Regions from separate parts of the Homo sapiens genome. Here region 1 is linked to region 2. Evidence: chromatin loops called from intact Hi-C (ENCODE). Cell type or tissue: testis. All regions are shown on one strand. Links, peaks and the distances in the headings refer to the core of each region. The heading gives the core; the rest is flanking DNA. Region 1 overlaps LHX1-DT (LHX1 divergent transcript). Region 2 overlaps AATF (apoptosis antagonizing transcription factor).

Region 1 (2,914 bases), core at 242-2,741, 90 kb after region 2:
CTCCCAGGTTCAAGCAATTCTTGTGCCTCAGCCTCCTGAGTAGCTGGGATTACAGGTGTGCACCACCACGCCCAGATAATTTTTGTATTTTTAGTAGAGACGGGGTTTCACCATGTTGGCCAGGCTAGTCTTGAACTCCTGGCCTCAAGTGATCCAACCACGTCAGCCTCCCAAAGTGTCTTCATCTTTCAAGTGAAGACAAAGATACCTACTTTTCAGGCTTTCTGTGCAAATGAGAGCACTGAATGGGACCCAGACATAGAGAGCACCATCCTTCATAGCAAGGCTTTCCCTTCCTTGTTCTCTTCCCCCAGTCCGGGGAGATAGCTCTGAACTTGGCATATCCATGTGCCCCCCACATCACATACTGCTGAGGGGGTGAGACCCTCCCTCTCCTCAAATGCCATGGGCAGCATACCTCATGAAGTAAGTCCCTCACAACATTTCAGACCTAGCTCTCATTTTTTAAAATCCATATTATATAGATAGCAATGAGGAGAGCAACTTTTCTACCCCGAGCCTGTGTGTAATTACATATTTTGGCCGCGTGCTGGGCCTGGGATGAATCTGTATGGTAATGCAGGCCAGGGGCTTACGACGTAGGCACACATGCTAATTTTTAAACCACAAAATCGCGGCTGTTTTTCATTTTCATTTCCGACAACACTGGCGGAGATTAGGTCCTATTAAGCACCATGGGGCCTGACCTCCCCCTGGCCACCTGCAGGGCTCCTTGTGGCTTTTGTGGGCTCTTTGGGCCTGGCGCTGAGGCAAACACATCCTTCTTAATTGTGGGACAAAGCTCTGTCCAGCGGGAGGTGCCCAGGTTGGCAGACCAAGGCTGTCTTCTCTCGTCGTCCCCACCCAGGCTAGGGCTAGGTCCCACGCCCGTCCGGGGAGGAACTCGGAGCCTGCGGTGCCCAGGATAATTGAAATTCCAGGCTGTGCCTCTCCTCGTGGACAAGTAAAGTAGGCCCTCGCCCATCTGCAGAGCCCCGAGATGTCCTTAGGGGCCTGGAGAGCAAGGACTCAGGTCACTGAGCTGTCTGTTCAGTCCTAGCCCAGCTCAAGTGACCTTGTGCAAGTCACTTTTCTTCCCTGGGCCTTCGTCTTCCGTCTGTCAAGTCCATGAAATGTAAACTGGGTGATCTGAAAACACTTTGCATTTGAGCTACCTGTCCCCTGCCGAGAGGCAGACAGAGCAGTGATGACAGCAGCTCTCATTTGTTACACACGCATCGTGGGTAAACTATACATGTTCATTATCTCATTTAATCTTCCCCTCGACTCCCCGAGGTGACAGCGTGTTAAACAAAAATCCCATTTTCACCACTCACTGGCCGGATGATCTGTTTTCTCATCTGTAAAACGGGGGAGTAACTGATAACAGTGCTGCCGGATAAGGTATTATCACGATGGAATGAATTGCTGCAGAGTACACAAGACACTTAGAACAACACCAGGCCCAGGGTTGCTATCATTATTATTACAGATAAGGAGATGGAGGCTGAGGAAAGGATAAGGAACTCACTCAAAGCCACCCGGTTAGAACCCAAACCGCAACCCACGAGCCTCGTATCTCCCACTGGAGGCTTTGCCGCCTCCAACTCTTCCTGGCACAAAAGCTTCTCTATCCATCCAGAGAAGCAGCGTCAGGCCCTGCTTCCCTTTAGTCGTCATTTCTCAGTACTGAGCAAAAATGGCAGCAGAAAGACGCAGAGATAAGCAGAGAGATGCTGAGGGGCCCCCTGAATGGGTGTCTGGTCGGGCTGCCACCCCAGCCTTGACTCCTAGGGGTGCTTGGGCACAAGTGAGCCAGTCCAGGCTAGCCCATCGCTGGGGTCCGGCAGGCCCTCTGCTTGTCGGAGGAGAGCTGAGGGTGAGGAGGGGCCCGGGAGGAAGAGCTGAGCCCCTCCCCCTTCCATTCTGTCTCCATCTGCACCCAGAAGCAGCTGAGCGTGGAGCGGGGCCACCCCTCCCGCTCCCGCCCCCTTGCCTTCTCCCCTCCTGGGCGGGGGCTGCCCCGTCTCTGGGGGGGAGCCTGGTCTGTGCTCAATTTCATGCCACTTAATTCACAAGTCTGCCCGTGAAAATGGCGACAAATCGGCCCCAACTGCCCAAATGTCCCGTCCCATCTCGGACGTCTCTCCTGCAGCCCCCACTGCTCCTCCGTCTGACAACCCCTCACCCATCATACTGGAGGGGGAGCGGGCCCTGGTGGCAGCCAGCCGAGGGCCCTGCCGCTGACTTAGACGCCACACATATCCCTTCTGCAGCGGAACCAGGCCCCAACGGGGGCTACCGCCGAGACTCCAGGTGACCCTCCAGTACATGGTCAGAGGCTGGGGACTGTTTTAGTTTGGATTTTAATGTGACTGTGTAATGTTTATTTTTAAATTTACTTTCTTTTAAGAACAATTTAGTTTATTTTTTTTGAATACGTAGCACATTCACATGATTCAAATTTCAAAAAGTGGCCAGGCACGGTGGCTCACGCCTGTAATCCCAGCACTTTGGGAGGCTGAGGCTGGTGAATCACTTCAGGTCGGGAGTTCAGGACCAGCCTGGCCAACATGGTGAAACCCTGTCTCTACTAAAAATACAAAAAATTGGCCGGGCATGGTGGCACACGCCTGTAATCTCAGCTATTCAGGAGGCTGAAGCGGAGAATCGCTTGAACCCTGGAGGCGGAGGTTGCAGAGAGCTGAGATAGTGCCACTGCACTCCAGCCTGGGCAACAGAGCGAGACTCCATCTCAAAGACAAACAAACAAAAACAGGCCTGGCTTGGTGGCTCATGCCCGTAATTGCAGCACTTTGGGAGGTCAAAGCAGGCGGATCACTTGAGGTCAGGAGTTCCAGACCAGCCTGGCCAACACGGTGAAACCCCGTCTCTACTAAAAATACAAAAATTA
Region 2 (2,914 bases), core at 164-2,663:
TACTCACTTGGGTATGTTTGGTGTTGGCAAATGGTATTGAATGAATAACTGAAAAAGAAATAATAACATCCTAATATCTTCCTTGGTATGTACTTTTTACATGTGCATTTCAAGTCTTCAAAGAACTAGCTGTATGTATAGTACTGTCTTTATTCACCTAATCCTTTCAAGAAGAGGAAAACAAATACTGTGGCCCAAGAGCTATATCCTTAAAAGATTGTACCATCACTATTCAGATTAATAGTTAATACTCAGTAAGGACCTGCTAAGTACCACACACTCGCCTAAGCACTTTATATGTACTAATTCATTTAAGTCCTCTAACAATCCTTTGAGGTAGATACTATTATTGCATCACCATTTTACAGATACAGAAATTGAAACACTACTATAAGCTTAAAAAACAATTGCACAGTTTTCATTTTCTAGATCAATGTACCCTTGAGGGTTATGTATCAAAACTATCTGGGAAACAGAGTGTAATGAAATTTTCAATTACTAAAAAAATGACAAAACTTCCCTCCCCAATACCATCACATGATAAAAAACACAAGTGAGATTCTGTTAAAATGTCATGTCCAAACTTGATTCCCACACTTGAAAAAACAGTGGAGACACTAAAGGAAGCCCACATCACATGGATGGAAAGCAGGTCCAGTAAGGCAAGATAAAGCAATACTTGCTGAATTTGAAAGAAGAATGTTAACAAATGGATTAATAGTCTCCAAAATTCAAAAGCCCATGTACATCAGAGAAGATGCTTAGCTTTACTAATAAAAATAATTTTTTAAAGAAAAACTTAAAACAGTGGGATATTTTTCTGATAATGCTTGATGCTGGCAAAAACGTGCCGAAAGGGGCACTCTGCGTACACAACTGATGAGTTTAGTTAGCATGACATAGCCAGAAAGCAATCTGGCAAAACGTATCAAAGTTTTATATATGCCTAGCTCCTGACCTACTGTTCTTCTAGAAACTAACCCTCAGGAAATACTTTTAAAGCAAAGAGGTAGGTACAAAAATGTTATTTGCAGCATTGTTTATAATAGGTAGAAACTGCAAACATCTTAAGTGTCCATTTATAGGGGACTACTTAATTTTAGTTTAGCCAGGTAACTTTTTGTGCAGCTGTTGAAAAGGATTAGTATAAAATGGAACTTGGCTTAAGTAAACCAAACTATAAAAAACTTTTTGGGATAAACGAAGTAAAGTGAATATGAAGTACGCATACAGTATTAGGAATATTAATTTAGTTAGGTGAGATGACAATGTTACTAAGAAACATCCTCATTTTTTAGAGCTATAAACAGAAATATTTAGAGGCAAATGGCATGATTGTAATTTACTTTAAAACGCTTCAAAAAGAAAAAAAAGCAAATATAACAAACATTAATTTTAACGAAAAAAAAGACCTGCAGGCATTGACATGGGAAGATGTAAAGCATAATTTCATTTATGTTTTGAAAAAAGTTTATATTGACACAAAGTATCTGGAAGTCAGATAAATTATTTAAAATGGTTATCTCTAGAGGACACTTTTACGAGTGGGAAAAATAATACTTTCACAATCTACGTTACATATTTCACTAAGTATTGTTGGGCAGGAAGAAACAGACTCAGTACTGTCTGAAAGAAAATAACATCTCACAACAAACAAGTTTTACTTTTATTATTTTTTAAGGCAATTAAGATTAAACTTCAACAATACAAAGAGGTCTTCTGAGGTAGATATAATTCCAGAAAACCAAACAAGAAGAAACAGATTAAAGCAAAAAAAAGGAGAATTAGAGTGGCATTAAGGTTGACTGACAAGAAGATCATCTATCCCTAGAACCAGTTCAAAATTTTCCCTGTTTGATTCACAAAAGAAATAGCAAGGACCAATAAATGTAAGGGAGCAAAAATGTTTATCTTCATTAAACATTGGGAAATGTAAATTAAAATAACAGATACCATTTCCCAGATACCACTTGTCAAAGTGACAAAGATGAAACAAAATTATTGTATCCGATGTTGACAAGGATAAGGAAAACTGACACTCATATAAAAAGGTGAGCATGTACAAATACAACTTTTCTGGAAGGCAACTTGGCCATATAGATAAAAAGCCTTAAAATTTTGCATATTCTTAGAAAATATACTAATTCCACATTTAGAGATTTATGCAACAAAGTAAGTATGCATATGAGTAAAGATTTACTAATAATGATGTTTACTACATCATTTATAAAAATGAAAACCTGGAAACAATCCAAATGTCCAACAATAAAGAACTGGTTAAACTATCCACACAATGGAAACTCTATGCTATCATTAAAAATAATGCTATAGAACAATATTTAATGACAAGGAAAAATATTCATAATTTCTGTTAAGTAGAAAGAAATGGACTGCAAAACAAATTACAGAATAGAGTCCCATTTTTGTTCTAAGTACATAGCCACTGAGAAGAAAAACCTAGAAAAGATATTTACCATGTACCAAAATATTAAAAATACTTAACTCTTAGCTGCTAGGATTAGGGAAGAAATATTTCCTTAATTTTGCTTGGCTATTTTCTGTCTTTTCCTTTTTTTTTTTTTGAGATGGACTCTCGCTCTGTCGCCCAGGCTGGAGTGCAGTGGCACGATTTTGGCTCACTGCAACCTCCACCTCCCAGGTTCAAGCGATTCTTCTGCCTCAGCCTCCCGAGGCAGGGATTACAGGCGTATGCCACCACGCCCAGCTAATTTCTGTATTTTTAGTAGAGACAGGGTTTCACCACGTTGGCCAGGCTGGTCTTGAACTCTTAACCTCTAGTGATCCACCTGCCTCGGCCTCCCAAAGGTCTGGGATTATAGGCGTAAGCCACCGTCCCCAGCCTGCTTGGCTATTTTCTAAATTTTATATAAGGAATACATATTGTATTTTTATA

Evidence for each region. Peaks named below come from ENCODE experiments on the same cell type or tissue, not always from the same donor. Only the 100,000 strongest peaks of a DNase experiment are listed, where the experiment ranks them.
Region 1: it touches region 2 in a loop (3-fold over the local background); 1 of 110 quality-filtered maps calls a loop at or near these places.

Annotation. Positions count from the first base shown.
Region 1 is chr17:36,883,928-36,886,841 of GRCh38, reverse strand. The region is part of intron 1 of LHX1-DT (LHX1 divergent transcript); the gene reads left to right. Among named protein-coding and RNA genes, the nearest start is that of LHX1-DT, 51 kb to the left of the region's middle. In testis, for the core only: no CTCF peak of the experiment used is centred there; a DNase peak (open chromatin) is centred at 1,591; H3K4me3 peaks cover 843 bases.
Region 2 is chr17:36,973,737-36,976,650 of GRCh38, reverse strand. All of the region lies in intron 4 of AATF (apoptosis antagonizing transcription factor), which reads right to left. Among named protein-coding and RNA genes, the nearest start is that of AATF, 26 kb to the right of the region's middle. In testis, for the core only: no CTCF peak of the experiment used is centred there; no DNase peak of the experiment used is centred there.